Linked DNA regions of Homo sapiens: regions 2 and 3 are each linked to region 1. The links are chromatin contacts, found by Hi-C or POLR2A ChIA-PET in ENCODE. All regions are on one chromosome and are shown on one strand. The core of a region is the stretch at or near the end of the contact, and the rest is flanking DNA. Distances in the headings are between cores, read along the strand shown.

Evidence for each region. A loop is a pair of places that touch in the nucleus more often than their neighbours do. ChIA-PET counts read pairs that join two places held with the same protein, here RNA polymerase II (POLR2A). Pooled maps may share reads with other maps.
Region 2: a loop to region 1 is called in a map of HepG2, with 2.4 times the contacts of the local background. The contact joins two enhancer-like sites. A Hi-C loop is called at or near these places in 2 of 168 maps with a recorded cell type or tissue (HepG2 and heart right ventricle) and 1 of 50 pooled maps. POLR2A ChIA-PET finds 5 or more read pairs at or near these places in 2 of 52 experiments (HEK293 and activated CD4-positive, alpha-beta T cell).
Region 3: a map of naive thymus-derived CD4-positive, alpha-beta T cell shows a loop between it and region 1 (2.2-fold over the local background). The contact joins two enhancer-like sites. A Hi-C loop is called at or near these places in 1 of 168 maps with a recorded cell type or tissue (naive thymus-derived CD4-positive, alpha-beta T cell). POLR2A ChIA-PET finds 5 or more read pairs at or near these places in 4 of 52 experiments (AG04450, GM12878, IMR-90 and 1 more).

Annotation. Positions count from the first base shown.
Region 1 is chr2:10,226,747-10,230,364 of GRCh38, forward strand. No RefSeq gene overlaps it. Among named protein-coding and RNA genes, the nearest start is that of MIR4261, 36 kb to the left of the region's middle. Within about 2 kb of position 2,044, at least 3 of the 41 ENCODE cell types and tissues checked have a DNase peak (open chromatin) inside an H3K27ac peak, as active enhancers do.
Region 2 is chr2:10,325,141-10,328,758 of GRCh38, forward strand. The region is part of intron 1 of HPCAL1 (hippocalcin like 1); the gene reads left to right. Among named protein-coding and RNA genes, the nearest start is that of HPCAL1, 24 kb to the left of the region's middle. Within about 2 kb of position 1,755, at least 8 of the 41 ENCODE cell types and tissues checked have a DNase peak (open chromatin) inside an H3K27ac peak, as active enhancers do.
Region 3 is chr2:10,142,816-10,146,433 of GRCh38, forward strand. It overlaps a transcript of RRM2 not described here. Among named protein-coding and RNA genes, the nearest start is that of RRM2, 22 kb to the left of the region's middle. RefSeq lists an enhancer at 1-515. Within about 2 kb of position 1,681, at least 6 of the 41 ENCODE cell types and tissues checked have a DNase peak (open chromatin) inside an H3K27ac peak, as active enhancers do.

The DNA of each region.
Region 1 (3,618 bases), core at 794-3,293:
AAGATTTTATTCTCTCTGATGGCTTCTGTGGACAGGAATTTGGGACACACCCAGCTGGAAGGGCCTAGCCTGGGACCTCAGATGGTTGCAGTCAGATATGCCTAGAGCTGGAACAGTGAGGCTGAAGCCTCTTTTCTTGTAGCCTCTCCTCTCCCGCAAGCCAGAGGAGGAGCCACAGAGGGTTGCTAAGTTCCCTTCATACCAAGGGAGGAAATTTTAAAAAATAAGGACCCACCATCCGTTCTCCCCATCACTTCATAAAAGAATGGATGTGCCAGGTGCAGTGGCTCATGGTTGTAATCCCAGCACTTTGGGAGGCCAAGGCAGGAGGATTGCTTGAGCCCAGGAGCTTGAGACCAGCCAGGGCAATATAGAAAGACCCTGTCTCTACTAAAAATTTAAAAAAGTAGCCGGGCGTAGTAGCATGCTTCTACAGTCCCGTCTACTCTGGAGGCTGAGGCGGGAGGATTGCTTGAGCATGAGCTGTGATCGTGCCATTATGCCACTGCACTCCAGACTGGGCAACAGAGTGAGATCTTATCACTTAAAAAAATGGATGTAGTTATACATCTGAGTGCAAAGGTCAGTTATTCACAGTGGACATATTTGCTTTAGAAAAAACTCACCCCACAGATATTGTTCTCCTTTTGTTCCCCACCAGCAAAAACTTGATCCCAGAGGCACATTCCCTGGCCCTGGACTCCCCTTTCACAGGGTTGGAGCAGGACTCCAAGGTCAAGGTTCCTAACAGCATGGCCCAACCCCAGGCAGCCCCTGTACGCTTCCTCCTGCCTGCAGGACAGAGACCTCTGGCCAGTCAAGGCCACGGATTTCAATAGAAAACCCATCGAGAGCTGCTTGCCTGTCTATGGGGGAGGGAAGATGCTGAAGGCAAGGCTCATACAGGCCGGGAATCTGTCTCCACGCCCCTGCTAGCCTGTGAGAACAGAGGCACTTAGTGTAGTCCAGGATTCATTCTTTTGTCTCCTAGGATCCCTCCCCTTAGAGCTGCCTTCTATTTTTTTTTTTTTTTTTTGAGACGGAGTCTCGCTCTGTTGCCCAAACTAGAGTGCACGAAATCTTGGCTCACTGCCAGCTCCGCCTCCCGGGGTTCACACCATTCTCCTGCCTCAGCCTCCCGAGTAGGTGGGACTACAGGCACCCGCCACCATGCCTGGCTAATTTTTTGTATTTTTAGTAGAGATGGGGTTTCACCATGTTAGCCAGGATAGTCTCGATCTCCTGACCTGGTGATCCGCCTGCCTCGGCCTCCCAAAGTGCTGGGATTACAGGCGTGAGCCACCGTGCCCGGCCAGAGCTGCCTTCTTAGAGTCCCTCGCTCTGAGTCACTGCCTGGAACGTCGCTGGCTGCAGGAAGCCCGTCCTTTTCCTTGGAGCTGAGTACTTCTTGCCCCTTAATTGAATGACCCCATACTGTGGTTTGTCCCCTCATCTTTCATTTGCAGGAAAGCGTTTCTTTTCTGTCTCCTCTTCCAAAAGGTCATTTAAAATCAGATCTCAGCTGTGGGGCACAGGCTTTGAGACTTTTTGTTTTGACAGCCTGGAAGCTTCCTTCTTGTTCTGTTCTGTTCCAACTAGGAGAGGTCGTGCCCAGGTGCCTCATGGATGATGGACAGTTAGAGCCAGCTCCATGGCTCCCGAGAGCCTGGAATTCCATGGGAGGAATGGTGGAAGCTGGTTGTTAAAATGTGGTTGCTTGGCGGGAATCTTTACACCACTGAAATGGGAACCATCCCACACAGTGTCTGACCCCACTTAGTGAGGGGGGTTCAGCCCTGGCTCACGCTGCAATGTCTGGGAGGCCTTTATGTCAAGTGCCTGGGCCGCACCACAAGCTAATCAAATCGAAGTCCCTGGGAGTGAGGCGGGTGCACTGGCATTTTAAATTCCCCTGGTGATTTCAATGCACAGCCAAGGTTGAGAGCAAGGCGAGCGGCTCCTGTGTAGAGATGTCTGCCCCAGGAGACACGATTGATCAGCCAACTCCCTCCCAGGCGCCACTGCTCACTGCCCAAAGCAGGGCTGGGGGCTGTCTGGGAATAGGGCAAGACTTCTCCTTCATTGAAAAAGGCTGATCTATGTCCCAGACCAGCACCTGGTCCGAGGCCAGTTATTTACCCAGTTATTTAACTGAGCTCTTTATCTTCTTGGTCAATAAAAAGCACCATGAAAGCTCTGATATCAGGGAGGGGCGGCCAAGCACACCTTTCCTGGGAAGCACAAATACACCGTGTTTATTAAGGTGCTTGGCGACCTGGGGCGAGTCCCTGCCCCACCCGGAGCATCTGTCTCCAGGTTTAAATGCGGGTGTTTTGCTGAGAGATGGCAAGGCCTCGTCAATGCTGCCCCCTCAGACTGCCCAGGCTGAAACCATGGCCTTTTTTCTTTTAAACACACAGACTCAGAAGGGAGGAGCTGAGCCCAAGGCCCCAGGTAGGGGAGCTGGGCCGGGCTGCCACTGACGTACGGGCTCTAGGTGCCCTGTCTCAGATGGCTCTGCAAAGAAGCTCCGAGACTGGGCCTCCGGGCCTGAGGAGAAGCGTGAACAGGGGGAGGGTGGGGGGCTCCACAGGGGGTCAGGGGCTGGAGGATTGGGGTGGAGCAAACCAGGAACCCACCGTTTCAGGATGTCTTCACTCTTTTTGTTGGCAGCAGCCTCAAAAGCTGAATGGAGCCAACTTCATCATCCTCTTCTGAATGATCTGATTCAAGTGGGGCCTTGCTGGGGAAACTGAGGTCCAGCCACCAACAGCAGTCACGATGCTCCTGTAGCTCCCTTCCCCCAGTTTACTCCCAGAAAGGTCTACATTGTCAACAGCCACAGGGCTGACCCTCATTTCCACGTCCAGGCCCTGGCCAGGGCCATTGCTGGAGCCCAGCTAGGTGTTCTGCTGTGCCCCACCTGGGAGCTGTGCCCCATCCCTCTTCCCTGCAGCACCCACTGACTCGCCTGGCCATGGGGCCTGGGCCCTCACTGTTGCAGTGCTTCCCATTCTGTTCCGTTTCATTTGGAATTGTTCTTCCAGTGTTTAGAGTGTTCCTAGAAAGGGACTGTAAGCGCCACCAGAAGAAAGGTCATTTGGTATCCTGTCCCGATTACCAATTCAGGCAGCATGAAGAGAAGGGAAGTGAGTGGGACTTGGGCCCAGAGAGTCCTGAGTCCAAATCCTGATCTAGTCCGTTAGCAGCCTGAGCCTCTTATTCACCCACAGAGCGGATGAACCCTCCCTGTAGGAGAAGCTGCAAGCTCTTCCCGAGATATCCATTTCCTTGTCTTTCCAGGTACACTCCCCACCCCCTCCATTTTTTTTTTTAGACTAGATCTTGCTGTGTCGCCCAGGCTGGAGTGCAGTGGATCAATCTTGGCTCACTGTAGCCTCAACCTCCCAGGCTCAAGGGATCCTCCCACCTCAGCCTCCTGAGTAGCTGGGACTACAGGAGTATGCCACCACACCCAGCTAATTTTTTTGCTGTTTTGTAGAGATGAGGTATCACTATGTTGCCAAGGCTGGTCTAGAACTTTTGGGCTCAAGCAATCTGCCTGCCTCAGCCTCCCAGAGTGCTGGGATTACAGTGTGAGCCTCCACACCTGGCCTC
Region 2 (3,618 bases), core at 505-3,004, 98 kb after region 1:
GTTTTAGTTGGTTTTTGATTTTAGAGAGAGGGTCTCGCTCTGTGGCCCAGGCTGGAGCACACTGGTGCCGTCGGAGCACACTGGTGCCGTCATAGCTCACTGCAGCCTTGGCCCCCTGGGCTCAGGCGATCCTCCCGACATCGTAATTACATTTTTGCAGGGTTTTCAGTTCACAGGTGTGCTCTCCCACATCCCCATTTAAGTTTACTTATTTTTCAGCCCCAGCCTCTGAGGCTATCATTATTTTACAGACGAGAACACCGGGACTCAGAGGGTGATTTGTCCCTAGTCTCAGGGCTCCAAGGCGGCAGTGCCAGCGTTGGTGGGGGTCCCCAGTGCCAGGCCAGGGTGGCACTGTTCTCCCTGTGCCTCTCTGCTTGTCCCCACTGCCTGCTTCTGCAGAGGCCTGCTCAGAGCAGGTTTCCAGCAACCTTCCTCGCCAGCATCCTGCTAAGCAGGCCCTGGAGGGCGGTTTCCCTGCTTCCCCACACCGGGCCAGAGCTGCCTTGATATTTATTTCAGGGCATCCCTGCAGAGGGAACTGCTAATGCAGTCATGGCTTTAAGACGTCACAAGCCACAGCTGCAGGTGCTTCATCTTAAACATCTGCCTTCCTGGCTGGGAGAAGCCCGGGAGCACCTGCTGCAGGTGTCTTTGCACCTCGGTCCTGCTGGTCCCAGGCCCAGCTGCGGCCAATTAGCACCTCTGTTGGGCACCATGGCCATTTCCTTGCTGCATGGGAGCCGCTGGCCTTTTTCCACTGTGTTGGGGGAAAGTTGTTGGGAAATGAGGAAGCAGTTGGGGATTTAAAAACTCTATGCAGGAAATAGGCTGTTGGGTTAACATTTAAGCCACTGAACAGTCATGGAGTGTTTGCTTGGAAGTGAGGCCCACGAGGCTGCAGAGGGCCATGAGATTCAAGGATGGTGTTCGTCAGGCCTGTCCGTCATCCTCTCTGGGTTCGACACCATCTCAGGGTACTCATGCCTGTTAGGTGCTTGGTGAACAAAGGCATCCCAGACAGAATCAACCCAGAAGGAAGAGGGGTGGGTGGTAAACGTTCGTTAACTTAGCCATGTTCTCTTAGGGTTTCTTCTCAAAATAAGGGCAGATGGGAGATCTCCCTGCCTCAAGGGGTCCCTGGCCAAGGGGCTACAGGCAGATATTGCCCAGTCAGCCCCAGTGAGGTGACAGAAGGCGGGAGGTGGCTTCAGTGTGTTTGAAGGAGGCTGGCATCACAGGTTCTAAAGCAGATGGCAGGAGCCCTGTGGCTGGGCCTGCTTCAGAACCTTGGCTGGCTGCTCCTTGGAGGTGAGGTGGGGGCAGGCAGTGTTGGCTGGAGACTTGTGGGGGGAATTGGCCGCCTGGGGTGCGTGCTGGCCTGCCTGCCTTCCGCTTCCGTGCCATGAGCCCCTTGTTCTCAGCTGTGAAGGTAGGTGAGGCTGCCCTGCACCAGCCAGCAGACTGGGTTAAGGTGGGAATCAAAGGAGAGGAGGTGTTCAGCTGGCTGGAGACCTGCTGAGCCCCTTGCATGAGGAGGGATTTCTGTCCAGCGCCCCTGGTCCTCAAGCTCCTCCTCAGCAGCGTTCATGAGCACAGGGTGTGGGTGTGACTGGTCCCTTTGGGCAGAATCTGAGAGTGCCCCCTTCTCCCTCCCTGTGCATTTGAAAGTTGGCTGGTGCTCGCTGACAGATGCCGAGGCTCCCGTTTGGCAGCTGGCCATGGCAGCCGCTTGTCCTCCACTCTCCCTAGATTTGGCTGAGCTGGGCCCCTGCTGTGCCCCACATGCCCCGGCTCTTTGTCTCGGTTGTCCCTTTGGCTCAGCTCTGGGTGTCGGCTCCTCGGAAGCCCTTCGTCACCCAACCAGAGTGAACTCCTTCTCCCAGGTGGCCAGAGCATGTTGAAGTGACCCTGACTTTCTTCTGTGGGTCCTACATTTTAGCGGGGAGTACAAGTGCCTCTTCACTGCAGCATCTCCTAAGGAAGTGAGCCTGTGGGGAGGTCTCTGATGCTACTGGGAATCCAGCTTCACCTTCCCCCAACTCCTGGGATTTGCAGCCACAGCTAAGAGTGGGAGAACTTTGCCTTGTTTGCATTGCTCCAGATCGTGTTAAACAGAATTTCAAAACATGCATTTTGTAGGTAGTAGTTCTGTCATCCAGAATGTGTAAAGTAACTCTCTAGGTAGCTGTTATGGATGGCCTGCAGGAAGGATCATACCAGTGACTTCTTTTGAGCCCCCTGCCGAGTGGCTAGCGTCAGGTGGGGGATTAGACTCTGGTTCTTTGCTTCCTGGCCCTGTGAGCCCCAGGCAAGTCAGTTAACTTCTTGGAGCCTCAGTTTCCTGACATGCAAATCATACTGACCTGGTAAGGCTATTGTCAGGATTATATGAGCTATTATATCCTAAAGTATATTATATCATACTTTATAGAGCGTAGTATATATTCAACTAACTGCATTTGTGTTAGTTCCTTTATTTTGTTAACATGGGGATCAATGGCTTTTTTTTTCTGATTTGGTATTTATTTTAAGACTAGGTTGGGAACCAATTTTCCATAGTCATCTGTGGGTATAAGTACTCTTACCTTCAGCCAGGACTTAATTTTGGCCAAGAGCCTTGGCTTATTCCAGCAGAGAGTGGAGTTATTTAGAGCCAAACTGTAGGGGACTGAATTCTCTGTGTAGCACTTTCTGCAGACAGTGGTAACATTAATGACTTACTGCATATACATTCATAAGTGGGTGATTTATGGTTAGCCCCGGATCCATAACTTTCATTTCCTGACTGATATATCAGAAGCTTCATGTATAAAGGCGCATTAGATTTAGTAAGTGTAAAAGACTTAAGTTGAGGTCATTTCTGTCCACAAGCTGTTCATGGTGTAGCTGTTCATGTAGCTCAGCTGTGGGAATGGCCTGGCCCTATGTGATGCGGAAAGACAGCCAAGGGGGACAGTGGCACATGCCTGTGGCACTTGGTTCTGTGTGTGGTCTCCTTTGTATCCCCAGGAACTCTCTGCAATAGGAAGGTGATGGCCAGGATCTCATTTTACAGAGGAGGACACTGAGGCCCAGAGAGGTTAAGTGACTTGTCTGAGGGTTAACAGCTCCTGGGTGGCAGGATTTACATTGGCGCTCAGATGCATCTGAACCCCAACCTGGAGTGGTGCCAGCACAGAGCAGGTGTTCAGTAATGTTTGCTGACCTATGTGATGGTTAATATCATGCGTCAGCCTGACTGAGCCAAGGGATGCCCAGGTAGCTGGTAAAGCATAATTTCAAGTTGTGTCTGGGAGGGAGTTTCTGGAAGAGACTGGCACACTGAGTAAGGATCTGCCCTCACCAGTGTGGGTGGATATCATCCAATCATTGAGAACCCAGCTAGAACAAAAATGTAGAGAAAGAGTGAATGTGCTCTCTCTGCTTGAGCTGGGACACCCACCTTCTGCTGCTCTTGGACATGGAGCTCCCGGTTCTCAGGCCTCTGGGCTTGAGCTGGAGTGACTCCACCGGCTCTCCTGAGTCTCCAGCTTGCAGACAGTAGGTCTTGCGACTCTTCAGCCTCCATAATAACATGAACCAATTCCTCATAATACATTTCTGTCTGTTTATTTC
Region 3 (3,618 bases), core at 431-2,930, 84 kb before region 1:
CGCGGGCTCCCCGCTCACCTCTGCCTTGAACCTTCCTGAGTCTGAGCTTCTTTTTTGTTTTGTTTTGTTTGGTTTTGAGACAGAGTCTTGCTCTGTCACCCAGGCTGCAGTGCAGTGGCGCGATCTCGACTCACTACAAGCTCTGCCTCCTGGGTTCATGCCGTTCTCCGGCCTCAGCCTCCCGTGTAGCTGGGACTACAGGCGCCCACCACCTCGCCTGGCTAATTTTTTGTATTTTTAGTAGAGACAGAGTTTCACCGTGTTAGCCAGGATGGTCTTGATCTCCTGACCTCGTGATCTGCCTGCCTTGGCCTCCCAAAGGGCCGGGATTACAGGCGTGAGCCACCATGCCTGGCCTGAGCCTGAGCTTCTTAAACACCACATCCTCTAGCCTCCTGCCTTCACACAGGCTGTTCCCTTAGCCTGGACTTTGTCCCCACCCACCCGCTCCTGATCTTTCAGGTCTCAACTTACAGGTCACTTTCCCTGGGAACCTCCTCAGACCCAGTGAGGCCAGATTAGGGGCCTCCTCAGAGCCCTCATGGCCCCAAGTGTTTACCACTTCGCTTTTTCATACTATCCAAAGTGCACAGAATCGTACACTTTTCTGATGCCTTGTTCCAGCTGAGTGCCCTGAGGGCAGGGATGGGGTCCGTGTCCTCCGGTGTGCTCAGCCAGCACCTGGCCAGGCACTCTCAGTGTTGTTGAATGAATGAGCGAGTGAGTGACCCGCAGGGGAAGCTGCTGTGTCTGACACGGTAACGTGCAGGTTGCACTGGGGGGGCCTGGTTGAGATCATGACTGGAGTCCCTGGCCCCCAGAGTGGGAGTCATCAGTGGGGCTCGCTACCTCTGCACAATTTTTTTTTTTCTTTGAGACGGAGTCTTGCTCTGTCGCCAGGTGGTACAGTGGTACGATCTTGGCTCACTGCAACCTCCGCCTCCTGGGTTCAAGCAATTCTCCTGCCTCAGCCTCTCGAGTAGCTGGGACTACAGGTGTGCACCACCGTGTCCAGCTAATTTTTGTATTTGTAGTAGAGACGGGGTTTCACCATGTTGGCCAGGATGGTCTCGATCCCTTGATCTTGTGATCCGCCCGCCTTGGCCTCCCAAAGTGCTGGGATTACAGGCGTGAGCCACCACACCCGGCCCCTCTGCCCACTTTCTTCCCCTTCCTCCTCTCCCGTCTCCACCAAGGCTGTCTCTGGAGTGGCTGTGGATCTGACAGAATGCATGTCCGCTCTGCCATCACTATTCACGCACAGCGCCTGTTGGGGACTCTCCTGTAACCCAAGGGGGTAGCGGAAGGATGGAGCTTCAGGCCTTGAGGGCCAGGAAATGAATGTGGAAGACTGAATCCTCAGGGGACCCCAACTCTGGGCCGGGTCTGGGGCTCTGTTTTGAGGACGGGGAGTGGGAGGAGGTGGCAGCAGGAGCCGGCGTCTGAGGCATCTCCTCACACTCTTCCAAGGTCAGAGACGAGGTCTCAGATACGCTTGCTAATGCACGATTTATTTCTTTTTCAATTTCCTTTGGAACCTGTGCTGTGCAGATGTTCACATGATGTGGTGGGGAAGTGAGTTTTATAAAACTCTTGGCAGAGTACCATTCGGCATCCCTGTGGTTCTAGAGATTTCTGGGGCCTCGGGGCTGTAGCACCAGCTGCAGACAGCTGCCTGCCTTCTTACAGTGCTCAGCTTTTGGGTCCAGCAGCTTTCTCAGTCCCAAACACATGTGACCTCACGATTCTGGCCCTTCCATGATCCGCAACAAACTGTTCTGGTGTGTAGGTGGAATTCCTATTTTTAATAGCCAAGTTGTTGAGAAATTGTAGGGCTTCTACTTCCTTTTGAACGGAAGGGCTCCGGAGATATTTATATCTTTGCTTCTATAGAATCTAGGAGGTTGTCTTTACCCAGGGAGGGTCAGCATGTGGAGAGGGTCACCTGGGAGAGGCCCCGGTGTCAGCCTGCACTTGCCGTCAGTAAATGGTACGACATTGAGCACCAAGGAGCTCAGCCAGCCCCTCGAGGGAAGTCCTAGCTGCCCACTGGGGGAAGGGCGGGGAGGCATGAAAACAATGACCCCACTGGCTGGTGGGGGTGACCGTGTTATGCAAAGTGTACACCATGTAGCATGAGCACCGGGCCGGGAGCCCCCAAGGCTGCTGGGGAATCAGGGAGACACCAAAGAGGAGGTGGCCTTTCCCTTGAAGGGTAAGGGATCTGTAGGAGTCTGTGGGAGAGTGGAAGCTGCGGGAGGGAAAGGAGGGAGGGAAGGAGGCCTGGAGAGAGGAGGGAGGCTCTTGCATTCCAGGCAGGTATGGGAGCTCCTGGCAGAGTTTGCAGTACCCAGTGGCTCAGTGTGGTTGGAGTTGGCTGTGGGCCAGGTGGGTGGGTAGACAGGGGCCAGGTCTGGAGGGGTTTTTAGTGCTGTGCTGAGGGGTCTGAAGTCCATCCCGAAAGTTGTAACTGGGGAGTGGCACGGTGGTGAGTTAGAGCCACGTCATTCAAACTTTCTCAAATTCCCATACATAGAGACCTAGTGTGCACACTCGCAGCCCAGGCTTGTGAGCTGCAGTCGCCCTTGCCATGTGCAGCTCGTTCTGGCGTGTTCTGTTCTGCTTCTATTCTGGCTCATTTGTTCTATGAACAATGCTGTTTGCAATCCTCTACATTGGCTTCCTCTCTCCCTGAATATTTTTGATCTGCAGTTAGAACAACACTGGATTGGCAAGAGGGAGACTGAGGCGGGAACCCAGGCAGAGGCTGCTGTGAGTCCAGCTAGGATGAGACGTGGGTGCCAGACAGTGGGCCTGGGGCAGACCCCAGGGACTCCGCAGTGAAGACCCCACCTCAGTGGTCCTGGGCCCCAGGCCTCAAGAGACTTGGGGCAGCTCCCTAAGCAGCAAGAGGGGTCCTGTCATCGTGAGGCGTGTTGAGGATCCAGAAGCTGTGGTTTCATAACTCCGTCACTGTGTGGTGTCTGAAAGCCATTTCATTAAATGTCACATGGAATCAAAATAGAAATTACATCTCTGGGACAAAGCCCATTGAGCCAGGAGCCAGGGATTCTGAATTGGAACCAGAATAGCCTCCGAAGCTGGGACTGTGGATCCAAGGCTGCCCCCACCCCCTGGGTCTCGCTCACATCTGCACTCCCCAGAGGGGGCAGGTGGTCCTGGAGCCTAGCCTACCTGCCGAGAGTCAGAGGTGGCTGCAGGGGAACCATGGCAGCCCTCCTTCTCACACTCATCCTGGGCACCCTGCACCAGCAGAAGGGTTTACATGTACAATCACCCATCCCTAGCCCCTTCTGGGAGGGAAGCATATCTTACGGATGGCGACCTTGAGGCTCAGGGAGGTTAAGGTGCCAGCCTGAGATCACACAGCCAGTGAGAGGCAGAGACAGGGCTTAAACTCCAAACGATGGCTCCAGAGCCCCCTCTCTTTTCCATGCCCTGGGCTGCCTCTTTCCCCAGTGCACCTTGCTTTTTGGAACCAGATGACCAATGTGGAAAGACACGAACTGATTCAATCAGAGTGTATGGAGAAGGGACTTAGAGACCCTGGTATTTTTAAAGCTCCCTGGTAATTCTCATGTGCAGCTAGGGTGGGGC